Linked DNA regions of Homo sapiens: region 1 is linked to region 2. Evidence: chromatin contacts called from ENCODE Hi-C or POLR2A ChIA-PET data. All regions are on one chromosome and are shown on one strand. Each heading gives the region's core, a stretch centred on a gene start or an enhancer-like site at or near the end of the contact. The rest is flanking DNA. Distances are from core to core; before and after follow the strand shown.

Region 1 (6,129 bases), core at 3,369-5,868, 120 kb after region 2:
AGAGTAGGAGTTGGAGAACAGCTTAGGCAACATAGTGAGACCTGTCTCTACAAAAACTCTAAAAATTAGCCAGGTGTGATGGTGCACATATGTAGTCCCAGTGATTTGAGAGGCTGAGGTGGGAGGATTGCTCAAGCCTGGGAGGTTGAGGCTGCAGTGAGCCCTGACTGCACCACTGCACTCCAGCCTGGGTGACAGAGCAAGACCCTGTCTTAAAAAGAAAAGAAAAAAGAAAAAGAAAGGCTAGGCACGGTGGCTCACACCTGTAATCCCAGCACTCTGGGAGGCCAAGTCGGGTAGATCACTTGAAGTCAGGAGTTCAAGACCAGCCTGGCCAACATGGTGAAGCCCCATCTCTACTAAAACACAAAAATCAGCCGGGCATGGTGGTTGGCACCTGTAGTCCCAGCTACTTGGGAGGCTGAGACAGGAGAATTGCTTGAACCCAGGAGGTGGAGGTTGCAGTGAGCCAACATCAGGCCACTGCATTCCACCCTGGGTGACAAAGCAAGACTCTGTCTGAAAAAAAAAAAAAAGAAGAAAAGAAAAAAAATTGTTGTAGCAGCATCATTTTTATTAGGCTAAACTATATGAAGTTGCCATTTTTGTAGGGCTAGCAAAGATTTATTAGTAAGAATTCTAAAACTAAATGGCCACCCAGAGGAAATTTGATAAATTATGGTCCATGTATGCTATGCGGTGCCATGCAGCTATGGGACAGACTGGGGAAGATCTGTGTGTGGGCATGTGGAACAGCCTCCAGGACTGACACACACACACAGAGGCAGTGTGACAGGGACCAGGGCTGGACCAGGCTCTGATGCTTCCTAGCTGTGTGATGTCAAACACATTAGTAACATCCCATGACACTGGCCTCACTGGCCCACTGTGACAGGGACATCACTGCTCCGCAGTCAGCACGGGGTGCTTGCTGACTGGCACTGGGAAGTCACTGCCATCGTTGAAGGAGTTTGAGCCCCCTTCTTCCTTGGCCTCCAGCCTCTTACCTAGAAAACAGTGCCAGGCTGCTTTCCAGGGTCCAGGCCCTCCCTCTGAGAGGAAGCCTCCCCTTTGGGCCTCCTAGATTTGTACCCAAGTTGTTCAAACAGCTGCCAGACTGTAGAGGAAGAGAGAAGAGCACCGGGTGGAGGGTTGCAGAGCTGCCTTTCCAAGTTCACCTCTTGTTGAACTCTGGGTGTTCCACCTACCTACCTCCAGCTCCCCCTTTCCAGGGAGATGGAAGGGGAGAGGGAGGAGCAAACCCTGGGAAGATCTCAGGTCTGGGCTCTAGGTGGGGCTGGTGGAGCCAACACTTGCCAGGGCCTCCAATAGCCTCCTCCCCTCCCCGAGTCATACTCATTCAGGATATCTGCCCCAGGCCTCTTGGGCAGGAGAGGAGGCGTCTGGGCTTCCTGCCCTGGCCCAGGCAGCCTCTTGTGTGGCTTTGCATTAATCAGTTTTCCTCGCTGGGCCTCAGTTTGCTCATATGTTAAACCCCTATTCTCACTTTGCTGGGTTAAAGACCTAACAGTGGGCTGGGCGCGGTGGCTCACGCCTGTGATCCCAGCATTTTGGGAGGCTGAGGCAGGTGAATCATGAGGTCAGGAGTTCGAGATCAGCCTGATCAACATGGTGAAACCCCGTCTCTATTAAAAATACAAAAATTAGCTGGGCGTGGTGGCACCCAGCTACTCAGGAGGCTGAGGCAGGAGAATCGCTTGAACCCAGGAGGCAGAAGTTGCAGTGACCAAAGATCACACCACTGCACTGCAGCCTGGGTGACATAGCAAGACTCCATCTAAAAAAAAAAAAAAAAAAAAAAAAAAAAAAAAAAAAAGACCTAACAACGGAAAGATACATTTGCCTTGAGAGAATTCTGCTAGCTCTGAAAGTATCATTATCCTTACTTTGCCTGTGGCCTTTCTAGCCAAGCCACACCAACCCAATCCCAGGAAGCTTCTGGAAAAAGAGTCTCCTGGGGGTTCCCCAGCCCCTGGGAAGGGAGGGAAGAGTGGGTGTGACTTGGCTCACAGCCCTTCCCTAGGCAGCTGGCCAGTGAGGTTACTGAGCCAGCCTCTGCCCTGGCTCTGAGACTCCTGCTCTATTCAATGGGTTTCTGAAACCCCTGCCTACTTAAAGGGACCCCATCAGGGACCAGGAAAATCTGGCCTGGCCAGAATACCTGCCCCCACTCAGGCCCTACCCCTGAGGATGTGTTTCTCATCTCCATGCAGATCATGTGGCTTGAAAGGCCCTGGAAGCAAAGCCCTTCTGGAGGCAGCACCCAGGTGTACGGTCTTTCATTCCTTCCCCCATTCATTCAGTATTGAGCACCCACTGTGTGGCTGACACTGTATTGAGCACCCACTGTGTGGCTGACACTATTCAGACACTGGCGATAGAGTCTGAACAAGACAGACAAGGTCTCTGGTAGACCTGTGTGCACAACTGCACACAAACTTTCCCAGGTCACACATGCACTTGGCCTAGTACCGTGCCACGCACATGCAAAGAGTCATCTAACTCATGCCTGTAGAGATCACATCAAGATCAAATGCATGCAGACAGGCTCACATGAACATCAGCCCCCATGCTGCAAACCCACAAGTACGTGCACATGCAAAGGTCAACTCCAGCTCCCACCCTTAGGTCCCCCATCAGTGCACATGCACCTACTGACTCCGGCTGCGTTAGTACATGCATGTAAATACACACTGATGACAGCACATACAGGCACAGGAATCTCAGGCCCACACATCCTTACTCAAATCACATTATTTATGTTCATACAATATACACAGACAGATGTGTACACACCTCACAAACACGCATGGAGCATCCAGCTAACTACTGGGAAGAAATAAAGGTAGGAGACAGAATGGCTCTTTGGGGGTCAGAGAAGAGTGCAATTGCTGCATCTCCAGGATTGCAGAGTGGAGGCCAAGACACCTCTCATGTATTACAGGCTGGTGTCTAGCCGGCCAGCCCCCATCTCCTACCTCCACTGCTATGGGCGTGGCCCTCCCAGCCCATTTTCGGGGCAGTTGGACAAAGCTGGGAGACTGCTTGAGGCCCAGAGCTCCCCTCAGGAAGCTGGGCTGGCGGAGTCCTGACCTGGGGAGACCTGCCTGTGGCCCCAGCTCTGCTGGCAACCCACCATTTCTCATCACAAGTGCCTTCCCACTTCTGGCCTCTGCTGGTTCATCTATAATGGGGGGAGAGAGTTTCCCAACAGTTCCTTATGATACCACCCTCCCAGGAGGCCAACCAGTCTGGGACTCTGAGAGCCCCTCTCCACCCCGACAAGGCCCTCATTGAGGCAGTGGCTCTCAACAAGGGTGGCTCTGCCCCCCAGAGGGCGCCAGGGTGGTTTCAGTCCTCAGAAATGACGGGGTCGCCACTGTCATTCAGTGGGTGGGGGACAGGAAAGCTACGCTGGTGAGAGTCCCACTTCAGGAGATTTGTTGTTCATCAGATATCCTCCTAGATATTCAAGTGGGTAAAAAGCCCGGGTAACCCATCCTAGAACCTAACTCTGGTTTACAAATGAATATTTTTTGGTGTGGCTTTAATCCATAATACATTTTTCAAAGGTGCAGCTACTGAAGTCATTCTGAACTAGAGGTCAGGTACAGCGACATGACTTTCTGCTCTTAAATCTAAGGGTAGGCCGGGCTCAGTGGCTCACATCTGTAATCCCAGCACTTTGGGAGGCTGAGGCGGGTAGATCACCTGAGGCCAGGAGTTCGAGACCAGCCTGACCAATATGGTGAAACCTTGTCTCTACTAAAAATACAAAAATTAGCCAGGTGTGGTGGCATGCGCCTGTAGTCTCAGCTACTCAGGAGGCTGAGACAGGAGAATTGCATGAACCCAGGAGGCGGAGGTTGCAGTGAGCTAAGATCACAGCACTACACTCTAGCCTGGAGTTTTTGAGACTCTGTCTCAAAAAACAAAAACAAAAACAAAAAATCTAAGGGTAGGCTGGGCAAGGTGGTTCACACCTGTAATCCCAGCACCTTGAGAGGCTGAGGTGAGAGGACTGCTTAAGCCCAGAAGTTCGAGACCGGCCTGGTAACAAAGCAAGACTCCATCTCTATTACGATAATTTTAATTTTTTTAAATCTAAGGGTATATTTTTAATAAATAGGTGCCCAAGGCTGGTTACTTCTTTGGCTCTTGTGGTGTGGTCATGCCACAGCATTCATGTAGGGAGGTGGAGGGCCTTTTTCATCTCTTATGCCAGTATATAGTTGGTTTTTGAAGTCAGGTGTGTAGGCAGGCTTATTTCCTAGGAATATCATGACAGGAAAATGAAGAACGCTTTTTTTTTTTTTTTGAGACGGAGTTTTGCCCTTGTCGCCCAGGCTGGAGTGCAATGGCGCGATCTCGGCTCACCGCAACCTCCACCTCAGTAGCTGGGATTACAGGCATGCACCATCAGGCCCAGCTAATTTTTGTATTTTTAGTAGAGTCGGGGTTTTTCCATGTTGGTCAGGCTGGCCTCGAACTCCCGACCTCAGGTGATGCGCCCGCCTTAGCCTCCCAAAGTGTTGGGATAACAGGCGTGAACCACAGTGCCCGGCCGAAGAACGCTTTTTAAAACGTGTTCTCTAATGGGTCCGGGAGTCCGCCGCGGTCTCGGGCGCCACCAATTGGCCGTCATAAGAACTGCAGGCGACGGCCGCCCGGGCTCCAGGACCAGGGACAGCGCCCCGGGAGCATCTCAGAGAAGGGTGGGGACCCGGAGCCGCCGGGACAGCGCCCCCAGTCACCGGCCGCGCGCTCGCCACCCCCCGCACTTCCTCACCCCTCCCTTACATGGAGGCGGCCCCAGCGCCCGTCCTCGCCCTCTCCCCGGCGCCAGGCGCCGCCGCACGTCTCCCAGCTCACAAGGGCGCACCTGCGCCCGCCCACTGTGCTCTCGCCGCCCCCTCCCGCGGGACCCGTTCTCTCGGTGCGCAGATCACGGGGCCGCACCTACGCGTTCCGGGATCTCTGTGATCCTGACAACAGCCCCGTGAGGCTGATCCTGCAAGAGTTACATGTCTGCCATGGCTGACGGGGGAAATTGAGGTGTGCAAACAGAGCAGATCCAGCTCTTCCGAGCTCTTCGGGACCTCAGTCCCTATCACCCGTGCGCTGCAGCTCAGTGGCACAGCCCCTTCTAGTTCCCGAGGCCCTGTGCCAAGTGCTTTCATCCAGTCCTTAAACCCACCCTGTAAATTAGGTACAATCATCTTCCCCATTTCACAGATCAGGAAGCCAAGGTCCCAGAGGCTGAGTGGCTTGCCTAAGGATCAGTGGATGCAGATATGGCTACAAAACCTCTCTGAGGTCTTCACACTGCTCTGAGTCACTGTGAGGGACGCTCCTGCCAGGGAAAAAGTCCTTCCAACAGTACACACTGCCCTGCCCTGGCTGCTCTGTCCTGGTATCCTCGGGCTTGAATGCCTTCTGGGATAGGATGCGGGCATGGAGCCTCAAGATCTCTCACAGAGGAACCCAATCTCCCCATCCTCACAAGCTTTAGCCTCACAAAGCACCTCCCCAAGACACACAGTAGGTGCTTAATAACCCGTTGCTTGGCTGAAGCCCTGCCTTCCAGGAACCAGGGCTCTAAATGCATAACTACACAGCCTGGATACAGAGCAGGGCAGTGTGAGCCAGTGAGGAAGGGCACAGGCTCAAGAGGGCTGGACAGAGTGGGTTCCAACTCAGCTATATATATTTATTGAGACAGTCTCGCTCTGTCACCCAGGCTGGAGTGCAATGGCACGATCTTGGCTCACTGCAACCTCTGCCTCCAGGGTTCAAGCGATTCTCTCGCTTCAGCCTCCTGAGTAGCCGGGACTACAGGCACCCGCCACCATGCCCGGCTGATTTTTGTATTTTTAGTAGAGATGGGGTTTCACCATTTTGGCCAGGCTGGTCTTCAACTCCCAACCTCAAGTGGTCCTCCCGCCTCAGCCTCCCAAAGTGCCAGGATTACAGGCAAGAGCCACTGCACCCAGCCCCGACTCAGTCTTGAGCTGTGACCGTCAGCCTTAGTTTCCAATCTGGAAAATGGAGATGATACTAGCTCTTAGCTCACAGAGTGATGGCGTGTTAAACAAGGTGATGCACACA
Region 2 (5,927 bases), core at 3,285-5,784:
GTCGCCCAGTTCCAATGAGTCCAAGGAGACGACATTGCCAGGACGGGAATCCCTGGACATCAGAACCACTTGGTTTCTCACTAGGTGTGACATCACCATTCTCCCTCCCCCAGTGACTCACTCCACAGGATTGGGCCTCTCTTTCAGACCCCAGGGAGAAACAGTGAGGAGAAGGGGCTATATGCCTAGGTCAGAATTCTTCAGACTGGGGTCTGGAAAGGAAGGGGTGGTGGAGTGACTGTAGAGGCCCCCTGTAGTGACTGTCGGTCCCCTCCCAATTCCTGCAGTTCCACATTGTTTGCTGGCAAGCTTTGAATTTTTTTTTTTTTTTTTTTTTGAGACATGGTCTCACTCTGTCACCCAGACTGGAGAGCAGTGGCATGAACATGGCTCACTGGAGCCTCGACATCCTGGGTTCAAGCACACCTCCTGCCTCAGTCTCCTAAGTAGCTGGGACCACAGGCGTGCACCACCACATCCAGATCATTTTTGATTTTTTTTTTTTTTTTTTTTTGGAGACAGAGTCTTGCTCTGTCACCCAGGCTGGAGTGCAGTGGTGCAATCTTGGCTCAACCTCTGTCTCTCAGGTTCAAGCAATTCTCGTGCCTCAGCCTCCCGAGTAGCTGGGATTACAGGCACCCACCACCACACCCGGCTAATTTTTGTATTTTTAGTAGAGATGAGATGGGGTTTCACCATGTTGGCCAGGCTGGTCTCGAACTCCTGGTCTCAAGTGATCCACCCGCCTTGGCCTCCCAAAGTGCGGGATTACAGGTGTGAGCCACGGCGCCCGGCCAATTTTTTGATTTTTTTGTAAGAGACAGGGTCTCACTTTGTTGCCCAGGCTGTCTCAAGGTCCTGGGCTCAAGCGAGCCTCCTGCCTTGGCTCCCAAAGTGCTGGAATTATGGCCCAGCCCATGCTTTGACTTTATCTCAGTAGACACTTGTGCCATCCTCCTGGGCTGCTTTATGCAAGATACTTTTTGTGGGTTTCATGAAAATGTGGGCTTAGTGATAAGCCATAAGTTAATTGAGGGGCAGAACAAAGGTGGGTTGGACAATTTGGGGCTCACATGTCCTGGGATAGAGAGCCAAAGGGGCTCTGGGAAAGGGAGGAGGATTCTGGGAGGACACGGAGTCAGCAGAGAGGAGGATGGAGTTTCAACAAGCCCAGAGCTGAAGTTGGAGACTGAGGTCTAGGGTAGCAGATGTGGGCTTTGCCAGGAGGCAGGTCCAGAGGGTGGCTGTGGGGCTGAACTCCAACCCCACACCCAGCTCTGACCTTAGTTGTTCCAGGACAGTGGGTGTGTGTATGGGGGCCTGGGCTTGGAACAGAGAGGCAAGAGGAGAACTCAAACCCTGTTTTCTTTTCTGTAATATTCTCTCCACCCTAAAGACCATGCCCTGCCTTTTCTCCTGGCTGCAGCAACCCCTCCCCGCCACCCTACACACACTAGTTTAAACTCTCTTCCATCTCCCAGGAGATTCTGTTTCCCCATTGTTGCCTAGGCTTAGTGGTATTTTGTTCTGTTGTTACTTGGGATTGATGTTGAGAAGGAGGACCCAGGAGCCATATGTCTTCTCTCTCTGTTGGGGCAAGGAGCGTGTGGATTCCCCAATCCCCTGTCCCACCACCAGCCAGAGCACAATGAATTCAAAAGTAAAACCATAAACTGATTAGAGACAACCCAGAGTCAGTGGTATTAGAATAAAAAGACCAAGATTTTTTTTTTAATTTTTTATTTTTTGAAATGGAGTCTTGCTTTGTCACCCAGGCTGGAGTGCAATGGTGTGATCTCAGCTTGCTGCAACCTCTGCCTCCCAGGTTCAAGCGATTCTCCCACCTGAGCCTCCCGAGTAGCTGGGATTACAGGCACCTGCCATCATGCCCTGCTAATTTTTGTATTTTTGTAGAGATGGGGTTTCACCATGTTGGCCAGGCTGATCTCGAACTCCTGACCTCATGTGATCCGCCCGCCTCAGCCTCCTGAAGTGCTGGGATTACAGGCGTGAGCTACTGCGCCCAGCCCAAGACCAATATTTTAAATAAACATCAGAAACATGAGAAATAAGGAAACAAGAGAAATAAGGAAAAACATTTGCAGCATAAAGTAGAATGAGAGAGTGTAAAAAATAAAAGAGCTGAAAGCAAATATTCAATATGAGAAAGCAGCCTCATTCTCTGCCCCACCCAAACCTCTGCGTGCACCTTACAGCTCCCTGTTCTCCAGGAAAGACGTTCACGGCTTCTGGACCTTGGCATGGGCTGTTCCAGCAGCTTAGACTTCCTTCCCTCCACTTCTGCTGAAACACTTCAGCACATCCTCAAGACTCCTTCCCTGACCATGCCTCATGGTCAAGGTGACACTCAGTGATGGCATAGGGTTCTGGAGTCAGGACACCAGGGTGCCTGTCCTGATTCTTCAACTAATTGGCTGTGTGACTTTGGGCAGGTCATGCTACCTCTCTGGACCTCAGGCTTCTCTTGGAGAAAAAGATGAAGGTGTTGGGTTAGAGTATTCCTAGAGTCCCTTTCAGTTTGTTGTGATACCATGGTGGGGAGCACAAGCTTTGGAGTGGGGCTGCCCACCAGCCCTTCCTGGGTCAGCACTTAACGCTATGTATCATGGAGCAGTTCTTTCAACATGGAAAGCCACCGTTTACTTACCCTAATATATGGGTTAAGAGCTTGTAGTTTGGAGTTGGACAATTTGGGCTCAGAATCCCAGCTCTGCTGCAGGTCTGCTGTGTGACCTCAGGCAAGTTACTTAACCTTTCTGTGCTTTTTTCCTCTTCATAAAATGTGAATGATACTAAGAGTACCTACCTCAAAGTGTAGGAGCACAGTGAATGCAGCTGTCATTCTGCTGGTGACAGTTGTTTCACCACTATACAGACATCTCCTTTCAGTTTGGTAGATTCTTGATGATTATCTGCCGGGCTCTGCTTTCCAAATACACTCTCTGTTGAATTTTAACTTTTAACGGATGCTCTCCACTGCATTTTATCTGTAAAACAACCCTGCAAGGTGAGGATGACCAACCTTGTTTTATGGATAAGGAACCTGAAACCCCAAAGTTGCTTTCAAAGCTACACAGCCAGGACTTAACCCCAGGTCCACTTCCCACAAGACCAAGGTCTTTCCACCATGCCACACTATTCAGAAGATTAGACTGGGTCTGGGCACGGTGGCTCACGCCTGTAATCCCAGCACTTTGGGAGGCTGAGGTGGGTGGATTACCTGAGGTCAGGAGTTCGAGATCAGCCTGGCCAACATGGTGAAACCGCCCATCTCTACTAATAATACAAAAATTAGCCAGGTGTGGTCGTGGGCGCCTGTAATCCTGGCTACTCGGGAGGCTGAGGCAGGAGAATCGCCTGAACCTCGGAGGTGGAGTTTGCAGTGAGCCGAGATCGTGCCATTTCACTCTGGCCTGGGTGACAAGAGTAAAACTCTTGTCTCAAAAAAAAAAAAAGAAGAAGAAGAAGAAGAAGAAGAAGATTAGACTGGGACTTGGGAGATTACCAAATACAGGCAGATGGGAAAGCACAGTGAGAAGTCTCCCAGGCTGGAGTGCAGTGGCGCAATCTCGGATCACTGCAGCCTAGACCTCCTGGGCTGAAGCGATCCTCCAGTCTCAGCCTCCTGAGTGGCTGGGCCTACAGGTGTGTGCCACCATGCCTGGCTAATTTTTGTAGAGACAGGATTTCGCCATGTTCCCCAGGCTGGTCTTGAAATCCTGGGCTCAAGCAGTCCTCCTGCCTTGGCCTCCCAAAGTGCTGGGATTACACGTGTCAGCCACCACACCTGGATCCTACATGTATATTCTGACTGTCCGCCCTTGGCCATATGCAAGATGCCTTTTGTAGTTTCATGCAAATGTGGGCTTAGTGATAAGCCAGAAGTTAATTGAGGAGGCAGAACAAAGGTGGGTTGGACAATTTGGGGCTCATAAGACCTGAGATAGAGAGCCACAGGGGCTCTGGGAAAGGGAGGAGGATTCTGGGAGGACACGGAGTCAGCGAAGAGGAGGATTGAGTTTCAACAAACCCAGAGCTGAAGCTTCAGACTGAAGCCTAGGGTAGTGGATGTGGGCTTTGCCAAGAGATAGGCCCAGAGGGCAGCTCTGGGGCTGAACTCTAGCCCCCCACCGCTGTCCCTCACCCTGGTGTACTCTTGAGGGTCTGGGTTTGTGGTTTCAGTTTCTTCCTCTGCAAAAGGGCTGCTAGTACCCCTTGGTAGAGTTAGGGGAGAGGGCACGAGGGAGACAGGAGGCCCTGGGCAAGAATCCAGTTGCGCTGGTTGTATTGACATGCATGGACTTGAGAGTTATCCTGAAACCCTATCCCTCCTTATCTGTGATTTGGGAATCACGTTCTGGCCTGTGTGGGATCATTGCAAGGCCACAGTGAAATGATTTCTTGGTGAGACCTTCTCTGATCTTTCTATTTAAAACTGCAAACCTCCCTGTCCTCCTCCCTGCCTTCTTTTTCCCCGCTGTACTTACCGCCACCTGGCGTTCTATTGCTTTTACTTACTTCCTTGTTGTCTGCCTGCCACACTGACAGGGATTTGGGCTGTTATGTTCAGCACCTAGAACAGCCCCTGGCATATTGTGGCTGCTCAATAAACAGTGTTCCAGCGAATGTTGGTTGAATAACATATAGGGAAAGCCCTAGGCATAGAAGGTGTTTAGTCAAGATCAGCTGGATCTTAGAGACATAGGGCAGACGCCTGAGAAAGGCTGGGACAGCTCACTTGGGGTGACGAGGTCTCCCATGAAAGCATTTGGGGTCTGGATTTCAGGGCAGTGCTGGTTTCCTCTCTGGCCACAGCCTGCAAGCAGCGAGCCATATAGGAGAGGAAAGTTTGGCTGGGTGTGGGGCCTCACCCGGGAGTCCCAGCACTTTGGGAGGCTGAGGCAGGAGGATTGCTGGAGCTTAGGAGGTTGAGAGTCTGGGCAACATAGCGAGACCTTGTCTCTACTAAAAATAAAATCACCAGCCGAACGTGGTGCTGTGCGCCGGTGGTCCCAGCTACTTGGTCTCTTGCTGAGGCAAGAGGATCGTTTGAGCTCGGGAGGTTGAGGCTGCAGTGAGCTATGATCGTGTCACTGCACTTCAGCCTGAATGACAGAGCAAGACCCTGTCTCAAAAAAAAAAGAAAGGAGAGTGAAGCTGGATGGGCCAAATACTGGGGCTTCTGAAGAAGTCAAGACCTTCAGGCAGACAGGAAGCTCATGACACTTAGCTTTCTCGTTTTCTTTAGCTTTTTAAACCACTCTGACTGCTCCTGAGTGGAACAAACTCTCAAAGAAATGATAGCCTCAGCCCACTCCACTCCAATGACTAGGAGAAAAAGCAGTAGCACTGGGCCCAGGCAGATCTGGAGACATGGCTTGGCCCTGCCCCTGTTTAGCAGAGGGACCTAGGGCAAGTCACTTCACCTTGCTGAGTCTCTACTTTCTCCTCTGAAATGGGTGTAGTGGTATTCTCCCTCCGAGGCCTTTTGTGTAAAACCTACTAGAAAGGTGAATTATAACCAGTCATTACCAAACTGAAGGGCCTGGAAGGCAGAGCTTGTACCTGCAAGTCCTGTCACAGGGCTGGCACACAATAGATGCATGGAACCTGGTGGTCAAAGGGTTGTAAACTTCAATGGACAACAACCTGTCAGAAAGTGAGGATCTGAGTCCTGCAGGGCTATTAGACAAGTCCAGCCCCAAAACTTTCTGTAATTCTAGAAGTTTATAGATTCCAAGTAGAAAGTGACTTGTAGGAAGTTGGACTCTTACATTACCACATACTTGAAACTTGTCAGCTTTAGCTTGTTTGCAAGATTTTTCCTCTGGCAGAAACAGCTGGCAGAATATGAATGACCTGATTTGGTTGCTCACAATCTAAAGCGCTGAGAAAAACTGGCTGAG

What was found. A loop is a pair of places that touch in the nucleus more often than their neighbours do. ChIA-PET counts read pairs that join two places held with the same protein, here RNA polymerase II (POLR2A). Pooled maps may share reads with other maps.
Region 1: a map of mammary epithelial cell shows a loop between it and region 2 (9-fold over the local background). The contact joins two enhancer-like sites. A Hi-C loop is called at or near these places in 9 of 168 maps with a recorded cell type or tissue (Caco-2, IMR-90, K562 and 6 more) and 10 of 50 pooled maps. POLR2A ChIA-PET finds 5 or more read pairs at or near these places in 5 of 52 experiments (AG04450, B cell, Panc1 and 2 more).

What each region holds. Positions count from the first base shown.
Region 1 is chr1:21,654,618-21,660,746 of GRCh38, forward strand. All of the region lies in intron 1 of RAP1GAP (RAP1 GTPase activating protein), which reads right to left. Among named protein-coding and RNA genes, the nearest start is that of RAP1GAP, 12 kb to the right of the region's middle. RefSeq lists silencers at 4,739-4,898, 4,969-5,018. Within about 2 kb of position 4,619, at least 2 of the 41 ENCODE cell types and tissues checked have a DNase peak (open chromatin) inside an H3K27ac peak, as active enhancers do.
Region 2 is chr1:21,530,462-21,536,388 of GRCh38, forward strand. The region is part of intron 1 of ALPL (alkaline phosphatase, biomineralization associated); the gene reads left to right. Among named protein-coding and RNA genes, the nearest start is that of ALPL, 24 kb to the left of the region's middle. RefSeq lists an enhancer at 3,830-4,559. Within about 2 kb of position 4,535, at least 2 of the 41 ENCODE cell types and tissues checked have a DNase peak (open chromatin) inside an H3K27ac peak, as active enhancers do.